2 separate regions of the Mus musculus genome follow, and region 2 is linked to region 1. Evidence: chromatin loops called from intact Hi-C (ENCODE). Cell type or tissue: heart. All regions are shown on one strand. Each heading gives the region's core, and the rest is flanking DNA. Links, peaks and the distances in the headings are about the cores only.

Evidence for each region. Hi-C counts contacts between places; a loop is a spot of excess contacts. Peaks named below come from ENCODE experiments on the same cell type or tissue, not always from the same donor. Only the 100,000 strongest peaks of a DNase experiment are listed, where the experiment ranks them.
Region 2: a loop joins it to region 1, with 2.4 times the contacts of the local background. A loop is called at or near these places in 7 of 42 quality-filtered maps.

The regions. Positions count from the first base shown.
Region 1 is chr9:107,510,290-107,517,900 of GRCm38, forward strand. It overlaps Cacna2d2 (calcium channel, voltage-dependent, alpha 2/delta subunit 2), which reads left to right. Exons shown (of 38, transcript NM_001174049.1): 7 at 1,712-1,843; 8 at 2,014-2,071; 9 at 2,765-2,815; 10 at 2,944-3,043; 11 at 3,184-3,342; 12 at 3,546-3,653; 13 at 3,756-3,834; 14 at 4,343-4,392; 15 at 4,571-4,660; 16 at 4,862-4,933; 17 at 5,130-5,204; 18 at 6,806-6,880; 19 at 6,962-7,033; 20 at 7,124-7,195; 1 more. Among named protein-coding and RNA genes, the nearest start is that of Tmem115, 20 kb to the right of the region's middle. In heart, for the core only: a CTCF peak has its summit at 4,496 (motif pointing left); a DNase peak (open chromatin) is centred at 4,382; H3K27me3 peaks cover 955 bases.
Region 2 is chr9:107,459,548-107,467,158 of GRCm38, forward strand. It overlaps Cacna2d2 (calcium channel, voltage-dependent, alpha 2/delta subunit 2), which reads left to right. Exons shown (of 38, transcript NM_001174049.1): 3 at 6,006-6,122. Among named protein-coding and RNA genes, the nearest start is that of Gm34037, 27 kb to the right of the region's middle. In heart, for the core only: a CTCF peak has its summit at 4,150 (motif pointing left); a DNase peak (open chromatin) is centred at 4,154; H3K4me3 peaks cover 1,131 bases; H3K27ac peaks cover 4,000 bases.

The DNA.
Region 1 (7,611 bases), core at 2,161-6,160:
GGCACACTAATTAAAACAGGAGCCACACCACCCTCCCCAGTCACCCCTCGCTACCCACACAAATTACATTTTATATGTTCTTTATTTACTGTGTCACTTTTAATTAAATCTGTAATCGCCTGCCTGAGGGGGCATGGTCCCCATTTCCCAACTCACTGTGATCTGAGGGTGTGCGCATGGGTGTGGCGTGGGCGTGTGTGCATGTGGGGGTATTCGCTTCAGTGTGTCATACAGGTATGTCCTTGTGGTCGCAGATATCTGTAGGGACAATCCACCTGCAGCAAGAGTCACCCCTCTGCTGGCAGCCTGAGGGACTTCCAAGTTTCTCAGACAGGAAGAGGCCCAGGGATGGGTAGGCATGCCATGCAGACTCAAGGACACATGGCATTGTGCGAAACATTTGGGTGCCACGCTTCATTTTTTCCTTAAAAAGAAAAATAGAAGTGTTCAACTCACTAGGCTTCTAAATCAGAAACAGGACCATAACACGCTGCTCAATAGGCAGAGCCAATGGAAGAAAGAGGTTTCATGTTGATATTGTGGTCAGTTAAGAAGAACCAGAGACAGAGAGGGATGAAAGCCAAGCTCAGGGAGCAAGACAGCAGAGACACAGCACAGCCCGCACACAAAGCAAAGGCAGAGGGGCGGGCGAGGGTTGGCAGGCCCCTGGGCACCGGCAGGGCCTGAGAGGCTGTCAGGCACAGCTCATCTGTTCTCAGGGAATCAAAGGCCTGAGAGAACCTTCTCTGCCTGTCACTTGAGATCTCTGATAGGGATCACGGAGGGTAGAGTGGCCTGATCCAGTGTAGAGATAAAAACATGCCACACACACACACACACCAGGTAGACTTCGGGGCACCCTGAGTGATGGGACAAGAATGCCATCCAGGTTGGTCAACAGAGTAGAGATCAGCCTTGGTCGGTGGTAGGCCTGGCAGAAGGGAGGGGCCACCCAAGTGCAGCCACAGGGGTTAATGAGGGTGGGTAACTGGTGGTGAGAGCTCCTGTGTACCCCTCGCCCATGGTAGCAATTGGGTGGGTTTGGGCGTAAGGGGCTGGGGCTCCTACGTTTGGCTGGAAGCACAGAAATTAGAGGCAGCGATGCCTGCCATGGATGCAGGCTGTATGTACGTGCGCATATGTGTGCAAGTGTGTGTGCGCGCCTGTGTCGGAAGAGGATCCTGGCCCCACCCCTGCCCCTCTGCAGCCCCCACTGCTGCCCCTGCCTGCTCCTGGCCCCAGTTGATTAATCATGGAGCTGAGTGGCTTCCAGCTTATCAGGTACCTTAATAGCTGAATAATTCCAGCCCCATCAGCGGGCCCTTAATTGCTTTCTTGTGGCTGCGGCCTGGAGTGCATGCTGAGTGGGTGAGCTCCCTGGGGGCCGGCTGCAGGCTCCAGGCAGCATGCTGGATGGGGGCCCAACTCACAGCTCCCTGCCACCCAGGCGGCCCTTCTCCACAGGCCACAAACCACATCAGCCCTGCTTGCTCACCGAGGCCTGGATGAGGGGTAGGCTGAGATATTCCTTTGATGATTTAGAGGAGGGAGAGCAAGAAAATCTCCCTGGAAGAGCTGGTGTGGCCCCACATGAGATCCTGGGAAATCAAAGAAAGCCTGGGCAGGCAGAAAGCAGGGGAGGCCACGGAGATGGGTTTAGCAGGGGGCGACCCCGAACCTCCCAACCCCAGCCTTCTGCCCTGCCCCTCAGCTACCGTCATCCTCAATGAGCTTAACTGGACAGAGGCCCTGGAGAACGTCTTCATTGAGAACCGTAGGCAAGACCCTACACTGTTGTGGCAAGTCTTTGGCAGTGCCACGGGAGTCACTCGCTATTACCCAGGTAGGCACCACTGTCTCCCTGGCCCATCCAGCACCCGTCTTGCTCCATCTCCAAGCCTACCCATTCTGAGGTCCATGGGGTACAATGAACCAGGTCAATCCCCATCACTCCCGCCTGCTCCAGTCAGACCCTTCTGCCGGGCCGGGCCCCTTCACCCCCTCTTTCCACAGCCACACCATGGCGAGCCCCCAAGAAGATTGACCTGTACGATGTCAGAAGACGACCCTGGTGAGTGAGCAAGGGGGGTGGAGGCGAGACACCCCCTCAACTCCCCATCTTTCGTGCCCGCTCCCCTCCCTCCCAATATCCAGACCTCCGAGCAGGGCGCAGCCAGCTCTATCCAATTTTCATTTCACACATCGCTGCCACTGGAAAATGGATCCCATCGCCCAGGCAAGCCGCCCAGCTGCCTCTGCCCCCACGCGTGTCGTCCACTACCCAGCCCCCCCACACCCACTCAGAACTGAAAGCAGACCAGGGAGGGTGCTTCCAGGGGTAGCTAGAGCCTCCGTCAGGTCAGCCGGCCCCACCTACTCATTTGATCCCTGGACACCCCGACCCTCTGCTCTGCCTCTCTCACACTACTCCATGATCTTCCCTCCCTCCTCCATTACACAGCCAGACTCTCTGGAGTCTCTCTAGGACAGAGGACACAAGCCACTAAAGCCTTCTGTCCCCGTGGATCACCTGCCCCTCCCCCTCACCTCTTGTTTACTTAATGAGGGAACCAGATCACTCACGTCACAAGAAAAAAAAAACTGTCTTTTTTATTGAGCATGGTCTTCCCAGTGCCCAGGCCCATTCCAACCCCCATAGTGCGTGGTCAGTAGAAAGAAGCACAGGAATCAGTAAGTGGGTGGAAGAAGGAAGACCCCGCAGGTCCCGGAGGTGCCGTCCTTAACTGAGTCTTCTCACTGGCAGGTATATACAGGGGGCCTCATCACCCAAGGACATGGTCATCATTGTGGATGTGTGAGTGAGCCTTGTAGGCTGGTGGGATGGGCTAGGACTGGACTCTTCTGCCCGGGCACCTTATGAGGGAAGGACGGGAAAACCCTGAGAGCCCACATGCATGCGCCCCCTCCATGCCTGGTTTCCAGGAGTGGCAGCGTGAGCGGCCTGACTCTGAAGCTGATGAAGACGTCCGTCTGTGAGATGCTAGACACGCTCTCTGATGATGACTATGTGAACGTGGCCTCAGTGAGTGGCAAGGTGGCAGGCAGGATGGGTACCACTCACCCCCATCCAACCTGCTCCCATGACAACCATCAGCCCTGTACAACAGCTGCACACTGTGTGGCCAGCCTGAAGCCACTCACCACCCCCCACTGTCCCCACAGTTCAACGAGAAGGCGCAGCCTGTGTCTTGCTTCACACACCTGGTGCAGGCCAATGTGCGTAACAAGAAGGTGTTCAAGGAAGCTGTGCAGGGCATGGTGGCCAAGGGCACCACAGGCTACAAGGCCGGCTTTGAGTATGCCTTTGACCAGCTACAGAATGTGAGCCCCACGGGTGGGCAAATGGGTAGCAAGGGGTGGGCGAGGGACCAGGCTTAGTGACATGGGAAGATGAAGATGGATTGCCTTGTTAATAGTAAACAGGCAGCTTAGACAGACAGTACCATCTGCCGTGAGGGAGGAAGCCCCACCCTGGACCTGTGAGAGACCAAGGATTGCCTGACTCTGTGTTCATCCTCCACTAGTCCAACATCACGCGGGCTAACTGCAATAAGATGATCATGATGTTCACGGATGGGGGTGAGGATCGCGTGCAGGATGTCTTCGAAAAGTACAATTGGCCCAATCGGACGGTGAGCCTCAGCCCTGGTGGGTGGCTGCCCTGAGCTGGGTCCAGGACGGGAGAGGGCCGTCGTCCTCCGGTGGCCATTGTGATAACCTCATCGTCCCGGCAGGTACGTGTGTTCACGTTCTCCGTAGGACAGCATAACTATGATGTCACACCCTTGCAGTGGATGGCCTGTACTAACAAAGGTACCTCATCGGGTTTCAGCCTCTGCCTGCTGTGTCCTTCTGCTAGCTGTCCATCCATGTGTCCAGCTGTCTGTTCACGCACTGTGTGTCTGTCCTTCCATACATACCCTTTTTCCGGTGCTTTGTCTATTTGGTGGGCTGTCTTGCTTGACCATCTGGCTGTATGTCCCCTGTCTGTCTGTCTCCAGCCTTTCTGCTAATGTCTGTTTGTTGATCAATCCATCTCTGTTGATTGATTGGGTAAAACTCACGTTTCTGACGTCCTCGGATGAGGCTCCTTCCTCCACCCTGTCTCTGTTAACCACTCCCACCTCTGCTGCTTCTTTAGACCCCTACAATCTATCCTCTCCTGTAGCGTTGGTCACAGTGCCAGGGCAGTGACAGGGAGCATAAAGGAGTTGGGGGAGAGTCACAATACACAGAGTGTTGCAGGTGTACCCAGGCGACATTACCCCCTGTGCTGCGGGCCTTGCTGTGCCAGTCAAACCCACATCTCCTCCCTTTGCAGGTTACTATTTTGAGATCCCTTCCATCGGAGCCATCCGCATCAACACACAGGTGAGGTTGTGGAGGAGGCGGCCCCTCCCAGGCCTTGGCTTCCCTCTGGTTGTGGCTGCATGCTTTGCGTGCTTTCCAGCCATGGGCCGATAGCGACCCCTGGTGGCTGCTGTTGTCCATGGCAGCAGATGAGAGAAGAGTGAGTTGGGAAGGACATTTAGTGCCTCTCCTCTCCCAGGAATACCTGGATGTGCTGGGTAGGCCCATGGTACTGGCAGGCAAGGACGCCAAGCAAGTGCAATGGACAAACGTGTATGAAGATGCACTGGTAAGGCTTCTGGGCAAAGAAAGGGGACTAGTGGCCTTCCCCCAAGGATGTCCCCACACAGTCAAGACCCTCGAGGGGCCCCTTATTGGTGTTGACCAAGTAAAAGAAAATGACAGGTGGCCTGTGGCTGGGCCCCTTCTCTGAACACTCACAGTGAAGACAGGGCTGGCCACAGGAGACCCCATCCTTCTCTCCCTTCAGGGGCTGGGGTTGGTGGTAACAGGAACTCTCCCTGTTTTCAACCTGACACAGGATGGCCCTGGGGAAAAGAAGGTGAGTTGCCCAGTGGGTTATCTGGGGAGGAGTTGGCATGCCTGGAGCAGGTCTGGGGATGGAGGAGGGTTAGGGCATGCTACAGATTTGGCAAAGCAGCTCTCCGTATCAGCAGCTTAGCCCTTAGGCCTGGGCCAGGGGGTTCTACTATGGAGTTGACTCATTATAGCATACCTTCCCATTCCTTTGTGTCCAGAACCAGTTAATCCTGGGTGTCATGGGCATCGATGTGGCCTTGAATGACATCAAAAGGCTGACTCCCAACTACACAGTAAGTGTCCACCTGCCCCTCTGCCCTGGTTTGCTGTCCATAGTGACACAAGCCAGACTCAGCAGGGGAGACATGGGGACTGAAAGACCGTCACAGAAAGACTTCCCAAAGGGTTTGGTCTGAAGCTGGGGACAGCAAGCTTCACGGGAAGGACTAGTCTGTGAGTGTTTCAGGCCTTGCTGATCTAAACATCCATTTTCCACGCTAATACTATCATGTGAACACAGCTGCACACAAATCATTGATAAATGGCCCATGCAGATTTGTTTCATTTTTATTGGTTGGTTTTTTGAGACAGGGTCTCTCTATATAGTTCTGACTATCCTGGAACTCACTACATAAACCAGGCTGGCCTCAAATTCACAGTGATCTGCCTACTTCTGCCTCCCAGGTACTGGAATTAAAGGTGTATACCATCATGCCTGATGGCCTATAAGGTTTTATTTGTAGATATTGATATTTGAATTCCATAACATTTTTACAACACAAAGTAATTATTTTTTTATTTTTTTTCAAAAAATACAATGTGTGTGGATATTTTGCCTGGATGTTTTTCTGTGCTGGGTACCTCTGGAGTCCAGAAGAAGACGCTGCATCCCTGGAAGTAGAGTTACAGATGCCCATGAGCTGTTGCATGGGTGCTGGAAGTCAAACCCAGTGCTCTGGGAGAGCAGTTAGTGCTCTTAACTGTAAGCTGCCTCTCCAGTTCCCAACCTTAAAACCCACTGGGCAGTGGTGATCCACTCCTTCAATCTCAGCACTCAGGAAACAGAGGCACACAGATCTCTGAGTTCGAGGCCAGCTTGGTCTACAGAGGGAGTTCCAGGACAAACAGGGCTACACAGAGAGATCCTGTCTCAATAAATAAATCAAGCCATAAAACCCACTTGAGGCTTACAGACAAATTATAGCAACAGGTGGCAGGCCAGATTCAGCCCTGCCCAGAAGTATGCTGGCAGGGGGTAGGGGTGGGGTGGGGCAGAAGGACTCTTCCAAATAAGAGCCTGAGAGTGGAAGGCAGAAACTGGAGCCAAGGAAGGGACAGACAGGATGGTGGTTTGGCTATTCAGAGCCTGTGCTTAGAGAACTTGGGTCTCAACTATGAAAGCAAGAACAAGTGCTAAATGTGTGTGACAACTTCAAGCCTGAACCATGGGAAACCTTTGTTTGGCCTGAGAGGCCCCACATACAGTAAGAAACTCAGAGGCAATGACTTGTTCTTGGATGCCACTCCCGGGTCTTCTGCCAGGCCTGTGGGAGCCTAAGAGTCTCTCCTTCCTGTCCACCACCACTAAAATGGGGACAGGAAAGCAACATTTGAGAAAGTAGTGGATATGAGGGAGCCACACAGCGGCCCAAAAGCAATAGCCTGTGAGCGAGCGTCCTGCAGATACAGAGGTTGGGCTGGCTGGTTCCTCCGTGGGAAATGGGAAATGGAGAATGCCCACCTACCTACAGGGCTAGTCAACCTTGGCGTGGACTGGTGTACAAGGAACACCCAGCCTGTAAAGGCAAGCAGTATGGGAAACAGAATGGAGGGCAGCTCAGAGTCTAAGAAATCCCCACTCAGCCCTCTGAGCCCCCCAACCTGTACCCCACAGCTCGGCGCCAATGGCTATGTGTTCGCCATCGACCTGAACGGCTACGTGTTGCTACATCCCAATCTCAAGCCCCAGGTGAGCCAAGTGAGTAGCCCCCCGAGGGCTGGGAGCCCCTCCAAGACCAGGACTCCTGACTTCCTATCTGGCTTCCTGTAGACTACCAACTTCCGGGAGCCTGTGACCTTGGACTTCCTGGACGCAGAGCTGGAAGATGAGAACAAGGAGGAGGTGAGCTGAAGGCTTGGGGGCGGGGGGGGGGGAGAGCACAAGAAAATAGCTGGCGCGGGAGCAGGGGGTTCACACCTTTGGCCCTTGCAGATCCGTCGCAGCATGATTGACGGCGACAAAGGCCACAAGCAGATCAGAACCTTGGTCAAATCCCTGGATGAGGTATGGAGGCACAGACCAGGGAACAAGGGCATCGGAATGGACACCCATCCCTACCCACCCTCCCCTGCCCGCTCACCCAAGAACCTGATGCAGCCTCCTCTCCCAGAGGTACATAGACGAAGTGATTCGGAACTACACCTGGGTGCCTATAAGGAGTACCAACTACAGGTGAGTGGGCCAAGCTGGGCAGACAGGGAAGGGAGAGAGTGACCCTGACATCTGAACCTGGTTGCTTCTCTCCTCTTGCACCCCCCATCTGCTCACAATCTGCACCATGGCCTCAGAGCCAGTCTTGACCCTCTCAGCATAGGCTGTCTTCACTGTGGCCTATACAGCGGCTCTGGGGTCCATTCTGGAATGCCAGGAGCATTCTCACACCCCAGGACCAGTCCATACTGTTCCCTGGCTCTCATAGG
Region 2 (7,611 bases), core at 2,356-6,355, 51 kb before region 1:
ACCAACCCACCATGGAATGGTGGCAGTTAACAGTTGTGAGCCTGTTAGTTAGGAAGTCTGGTGAGTGGCGCAGGCTGGTGCCCAGACACTGACTGTGTATTGGGGGCTCCAGTGGCTCCTTGCCCTTGCCTGAGTGTAAGTTCTGTCCCTGGCAAGTGAAGCTGCCTGGAGAGTTCTCAGTCACAGACACAATCTAGTCAGAACACCCTGCATTAGGGCTTTCATGTTCCTAATGTGGGGGACCCTCTTAGTCCCAATAAGATGAGGCCTGTACCAGATCTGTCTTAGGTGATTACGTGGGAAAGAACTCCAGGTGCGTGGCCGTGCATCTCTCTTCCCAGTCAATGGTGATTAGTGGGATGTCCTGACTCTTGATGAGGATAGGATCTTGGTTAAGCAGCCTACTGGGGGTGAGGTCAGGGGCTTCACTCTGGCTCTGGTCTTAAACTGGTCACTGCCTGCTCTCCACTCTTCTAACCTACTTGCTGGTCTTGGGCTATCTTTTTTTTTTAAGATTTATTTATTTTATGTTTATGAGTACCCTGTAGCTATAAGGATGGTTGTGAACCTTCATGTGGTTGTTGGGAATTGAATTTAGGACCTCCAGCCCAAATATTTATTTATTATCATAAATAAGTACACTATTACTGTCTTCAGACACACCAGAAGAGGGCGTCAGATCTCATTACAGGTGGTTGTGAGCCACCATATGATTGCTGGGATTTGAACTCAGGACCTTCGAAAGAGCAGTCAGTGAGTGCTCTTACCCACTGAGTCTTCTTGCCAGCCCAGTCTTGGGCTATCTGTGACCCTCACTTTCAGTTTCCCTAATGTCTAGCACACCCAGCCTGGCAGTCAACACCGATCCTTGGTGGCCAACTCCAGGAGCCTCTTCCATAGGAGTGTTAGCTCTGCCATTTACAGTCCATTTCCTGCCCTCTCCATTAGGAACATGGAAGCTTGAGGGGCTGGGTAGTTAAGACACCCACCGTGGCTGTCAGAGATGTGGTAAGAGAAGGTTTAGGGAACGGCTGCTCACCTGGGGAGAGCAGGCTCTGAGTGGGGGCTGGGAAGCTGGAGCACCTGGCTGGGCCCCACGCTGAGCCTGAGCCTTTGAGGAGACAAACAGAAGCGAGGCAAGCCTGCATCAAATCTTTCTTGTTCCATTTTCTCTCTGATTTAATTTTCCAGAGATTAGGGCTCGTTCACCTTCACTGCGGAGAAGCCTCAAGAGTGTGCCTGTTTTTACTCCCAGGGTTATGTGGTTGGTTAGAGGATCCAGCTAAGTCTGCCAGTCCTCTGCCCCCTCCCCTCTGGAGTGGCTGGCTTCCCCCTGCCCCAGCTCTTCAGTATCATCACCATCTTGTCTGCCCCAAGCTCCTTTCTGGTTGGTCAAACTCCCCAGTTCATCTCTTCAAACCCTTATGCCCCCTTTCTCAAAAGTCTTACCTTCAAGTTTAGAGATGGATGCAGAGGCCAGAACTGTGAAGCACCCCAAGGCAAGGGCTTTGGATCAGATGAGCCCCGTTCTGTTCCTAGCTCTTCCATGAGCTTCATTCCCTTCTCTTTGGCTGTTGAATGGGGATGACAAGAATGGACTGTCTTCCAGGGGCCATCGTGAATCGGTGAGGCCAAGCATGCAAAGCACCTGCCCCAGAGTAAGCCAATGGGACACCTTCTATGACCTCCTCCCTTTCCTCTCTTTTCCCTCCTCCCTCTCCCTCCTCCTTTCTCTCCCTCCTCAACCTTCTCACCCTGGGCAGGTTAGTAGCTGGCTCAGGCCTAGGCGCCCCCCCACACACACTGTTGCCAGCTTTCTGGGACTTTATATAGTACCCCTGATGGGGTCTGTCCATGATACTTGTCCTGAGGTCTTTTGTCGCCTGTGGCAGCTTTTTGAATGTCCCTGGCGTTTGGGGATGAGGCTGACTCTTTCTGTCCTGCGGGTGTTCAAGTTTCCCATCCAAGGGTCTACAGGTTCACTTCTTGTTTATGTAGCTGCCCTGGGAAGCAAGAGGTTGAGCAGAGGGTTTGGAACCCCTAAAGGGACCACAGAGCTAGCATGAGTGCCCTAAAGGGAAGAAGGTAGCCCTACTGAGTCACGACTATAGGTAGGAACTGAGACGATGTCTCATAAGCACAAGCATCTGAAGTGAAACTCTAGCACCTTCGTAAACACTGGGGACACTTGTAGAGATGGGAGGACCCCTGGGACTTGCTGGCCAGCCAGTCTATAGTCAAATCAGTGAGCTCCAGGTTCAGTGAGAGACATCCCCCACCTCCACATGAGGTGGAGAGTCACTGAAGGTGCCACCTGGTGTTGGCCTCTGGCCTCCACATGCACACACCTACACATTTTTAAAAATAGTGGTTTGAAAGTACATGGTAAAGGATGGTAGAGGCTCATGATATGAGGGACTCCGTACAACCCCATAAATTGTTCCTTCTGCCTTAACCGTCCCTGCTGTTCCTCAGGCCCTCTGCCACTGTCTCCTTCCCTCCCCCACGTGCCTACATGACTCTGTCTGCCTCCCTGTTCCAGCATCTTTCTTCCATCCCCTGTGGGGTGAAGTCTCTTTGCTCTACTAACATGGATGGCTTAGAGTTGCAGCAGCTTGGGTACCCACTGGTGCCTTTGTTCAAATCAAACCAGCTATCTGGATAAAGGTGAGGACCACTGAGGCAGCGTTGCCATGGGAACTATTACGTGTGGTTTTTTTTCCAAATAACTCTCTGGGACAAGGAAACCAGCAGGCATGTGGTCTTGCTGTGACTGAGGCCTTGCACCTTGTGCCCTGGCCTTTCTGCCATGTCCCAGTTGGTCCCAAGACTAGGGGTTGGTGTTGGTGGGAAACTAGCTAGCAGGATCCAAGCGCCACACTTTCTCTGGTCTCCCTCCTGGGTCCATGCTGGAAATCAGCTCCCTGGACCACATCAATGTGGAGATGACCTATCTCCTGGGTAGGGGCACCTGCTGCACTGTCATTTGGATCTCCCTTGGGCTCAGGACCAAGCTCAGAGCCCTTCCAGGGAACAGAGCAGCTGGAACAGGCCCAAAGGAATCTTGGAAGTGTGAGACACCAAGGGCCTGCCATTCAGGAGTCCCTAAAGGGCTTCATTTGGGAATGGGAGCTGACTGGGCTGGCAGCTTGAACAGCCACTAGGATTCTGTCTTCATTACACCAAAAACCCCTTACAATCCATTTCCTCACTCTAGGCAGGATTTAGAGCTCATAGGAAGACAGATCAATCGGGAGAGCATGGCTTCGAGGCCTGCTAGCAATAGTCCAAAGAAGCCTCAAATGCAGCCACCAGGGCAAGCGGCAAAAGGACCCTGTGATAGGTCCTTGGCAAGAAGTGGAGCAGGAAGAGAGCCTGGCAGAGGCATGCAGGGATGAAACCCATGTCCCAAAGCTCTGCTCTTCAACATGGAATCGGGCATCTGCCTTTGCTGAGTGTCCTCTGCACACAGACATGGTGCTTGGGGGGACAGCAGAAGAGCTAGCTGTCTCTGTGTGCTATCAGTGGCTCCCTGGTGTCTGGGCTCCTCTGTTATCACCTCCAGGGCCGAGAGTGAGGTGTTAGGGAAAAGGACAGGGTGGCTGAGGGAGAGAGTTGAGGGTGTGGGGCCGGACTTGGGTAAAACTCAGGAGAAGGAGGTTGGCTAGCCAGGAATGAAAGCTGATGTCTTTCGAAAGCTCTCAGCGGGCATATCTAGCAGAAGAGTGGGGGCAGGGTGGGGGCTGAAACTACTCTCAGCCTTGGTGATAGTAAAGGCAAGGGCACAGGGTTCCAAAGACATGAACTGGGCTGTTGTTCTTTGGCTTGCAAGGACTCCCATTCTCACACATATATCAAACACTGGGGATTCAGAAACGGTGACTTCAGGAGAACCTCAGACTCCCAGCTCTGTGTCACCTGTTGGGACCTTGGAGTGTGGCCCTGACACCAGATCTTTTCTGGCTACTGGATCCAACCCAGTAGTCACGTAGACTTCAAAGTGTATCCTAAGCCCTAGAAAGGGGTTCCCAGGCTTTTCAAAAAGACGTGCAGTCTTTGGGAAACCTGTGCAGTCCAGCCTCAGAGCCTAGGAATGACCTTGACAAGCGAATCTAATGTGTTGGAACGTCATCCCTTGGCCCTGACAAGCCAGGCAGCTGCGCCCCCTGCTGGCACAGATCGGCTGGGTGCTGCTTCAACTGTGTAGCCCAGACCGCAGTAGTAATACAACCAGACTATGCTCCAAAGCATGGAATGGGGTGTGTGTGTGTGTGTGTGTGTGTGTGTGTGTGTGTGTGTGTGTGTGTGTGTGTGTGTGTGTGTGTGTGTGAGATGTTAAACCTCCAAACCTGAGATGAATATATCAGGGAGGACAGAGCATGTGGCTTTGTCACTCAGTCCTTTGTCCAGAATTGTGTTCGTTTGTCTGATTCTTGGTCCTCCTAACAGGATTCTCTGCTTGCCTTTCCTTTGGTCCCCTGAGGGCCTTGGTCCAGAGGCTGAGCAAGGGTTCTATGGAACAACCTGCCCTGGTGTCCACTCAGCACCTCAGTCCTCCCTGGCTGTACAATCAGGCCTGCCACTCACCCCCCTAATTGCCACAGCTCTGTAGGAAGGAGCGACTTCATACAAATTATTTTGTTCTAAGAGAAGAACAAAAAGAAAAGAAAGCAGAGAGAGAGAGAGAGAGATGGGGATGGCGGGAGAAGATTGCCTGAGCCTGCTTTCTGTGGTGCCTTAACCCTTGCACTGCCAGGCACTAGGCAGTCAGCAGAGCTGAAGCTCTGGCAGCACCGAGCCTCCAGCCCTTCCTCCTGTCAGATGGCAGCGTCCTTATCTCTGCACGTCTTCTGTCACTCTCGACCGTATCGCTCCCTGCCTGCCTGTCTCTCATCAGGTGCCTCTGTCACCTCCTTATGGTCCCCTCACCACCAGTTCTTCCTGTCTCCCCATGCCCCCACTTCTGCACAGCCTGGTGTCGAGGCTCTGTCAGGGTAGCGGGCTTATGACCTCTAATGGTGAAGGTACCAACTTAGGGTACAGACTTCCTGGAATTGTTTGAATGGGGGCACAGACCAGATCAGGCTTGGAGACACTCTCAGGTGTAGAACGCATGCGTATGCATGCACATACCCCAGACCCCGAGCATGAACAAAGATGTCTGCAGAAATCTGCTGCTGGGATTCACATACAGGCTCCCAGGCTACAGCTAGAGGACCCAGCCACACCCAGCCCCAAGCCCACACGCTGGCATGTGCACACAGATGGCAATATCAAGCCATGTCACATACTAACCATCAATTTACACCAACACATGCGTGTGTACTGAGACCGCGTCTCCTAAGGAGGAGGAATGGGCAGATTCATTCTCCCTACCCGGTCTCCATCAATATTCTGTGCCTTGAATGGCAGAGGAGCCCTGGGGGCTCCTAGAACTCTCCGTAGTTTCTGCAAATAGCCCAGGGCAGCCCCCGCAAGAGGAGCACAGCTGCCTGAGGCTATGTGCTAGAGTAACTGTGAGTATGCACACGTGAGAGATACGTTCGCGGAGATGTACATATATGTGTGTGTGTAGGTGTGAGAGCATCCTCATGTGGGGATGTGGTTTATATTATATGCTTTGCGGCTCCCCCTCACTCACCACACACCCCGCCTTCTGCCTCCCATCCGGCCTGCTCTTCCCTGCCGCTGCTCATAGCACACAGGGGGTTGCAAGTCATGACCCCTGAGGCCCAGACAAGGCAAACTTCCCATCAACCACCAGCACTAGCCACCAACTAGCCTATACACTGGACCCTCAGCCCAGATGTAAGCTATAGAGCCCAGGCCTGCATTCCCCTCCCCTGAGATCATGAAGGCCCTGGATTCTGTGCTTGTTGGGGCCAAAACCAATGTCCTCCAGGGATAAGGGCTGAACTGAGGTATGCATACAGCGAGTAGATGAGACCGTGGCGTGGGAGCGATGGACCATTCTGGCCTCACCTTTAACCTCTGCTTCCTTCTAGATCTACAAGGACAATCGGAACCTGTTTGAAGTGCAGGAGAATGAACCACAGAAATTGGTGGAGAAAGTGGCAGGGGACATCGAGAGCCTGCTGGACAGGAAGGTCCAGGCCCTGAAGGTAGGCCAGTGTGTTGGGAGCTTGAGAACATTAAGAGAAGGCAGGGTGGAGTGGCCTTGACTGAAGGCAGTGCTCCAACCCTCGCTCTCACAGAGCACTCGAATCCCTGAATTCCAGCAGGAGAATCAGCAGCAGGCAGTGCTGTGGGGCTGTGGGCAGCCGTGACCGCTTTAATTGGGTTTGGCTGCATGCAAAGTGACCTGGCAGACCTAGGCTGTCCTGCCTCTCCCTCCCGCAGGGCCTGGAGTTTTCTCATTCCTCTTGGTCCCCTGCTTGTCTGTGGAGGGTGGAGTGAGTACCAGGTCAGAACAGTGGCTTGTTGGTCGAGTATGCCACTAGGTGGGCTGCAGGATCTGGTGGGGAGGGGAGGGCACAGAGGCAGCCACAGACAAGGGACGGCTGGAGCCCCTGCTCTGCCCAGATCTTAAATATTTCTCTGCCTGTTCCCGGGCCTCTGTCTTCCCATTTGTACTCAGAGAGGTAGCAGCTCACAGGCGCTGGGTTTTCATGAGTAGTAAGACCTGCCAGGTTAGCCTGATAAAGCAATCAGAGCCCCTGCTCACTCCAAGGACAGCAGGTGGGGAGGGCCCTCAGGAGCTACAGAGACATTCAGAAATGGGCAAGAGGCATCCATTCTGCCCATAGATCAGCAGCCCATGTAGAAGATAGCAATGTCTGGTTGAAAGGAAAGAAGGAAGGAAGGGAGAGAAGCAGGGAGGGAGGGAGAAAGGAAGGCAGGAATAAATATTTTGATGTGCTCTACAACATGGATAAACTCAAATGAATCCCACCAAGTGAAAGAAGCCAGTGACCAAGGCCACGTATGTGATCCCATTTCAATGAAGTATCCAGCAAAGGCAAACACATAAAAATGGGAAACTAGCTTACTGATTGCCACGGGCTAGTGGGGAGGAGACACTGCTGGTGAATACAGGGTTTCTTTTGATGGTAATGAAAATTTCTAAATTTAGATTATGGTGGTAGTTTGCATGACTCTAATTATACTAAGAACCACTGAAATGCGTGTTTAATCTGACTGGATTTGCTGTCAATTAAATCTCAATAAAGCACTTTAAAAAAAATTAGTACATCCATCCACAACTATGGCCAGGGTCAAGGCAAGACAACTCACCTAGATCCTTCATATCTAGACCCGATGGAGAATGAGTCTCCTTTTCCAGTAGCTGGACCCTGCTGTCCCTCACAAGCTCCTTTGTCTTAAGTGACCTATGTGTATGGAAGAGAGTAGTGGGGCTGACCTCTGAGTTTAGAAAAAAAAATGGTTTCTAAGGATCTCCCTATGATTATGAACCCAGCAAACCCCGAGCCGTGCCTAGAAAGCCTAGTCTCATCTGATTTGGGGGACCTCCTGGTCACAGATATGGGGAGTCAGTTGGAATGCAGGCTGTCACAGAAGGGGTCAAAGGTCTCTACCTACGAGTGTCAAGCCATGTCAAGTCTACCCAGCCAGCACACCATCCCCACCCCC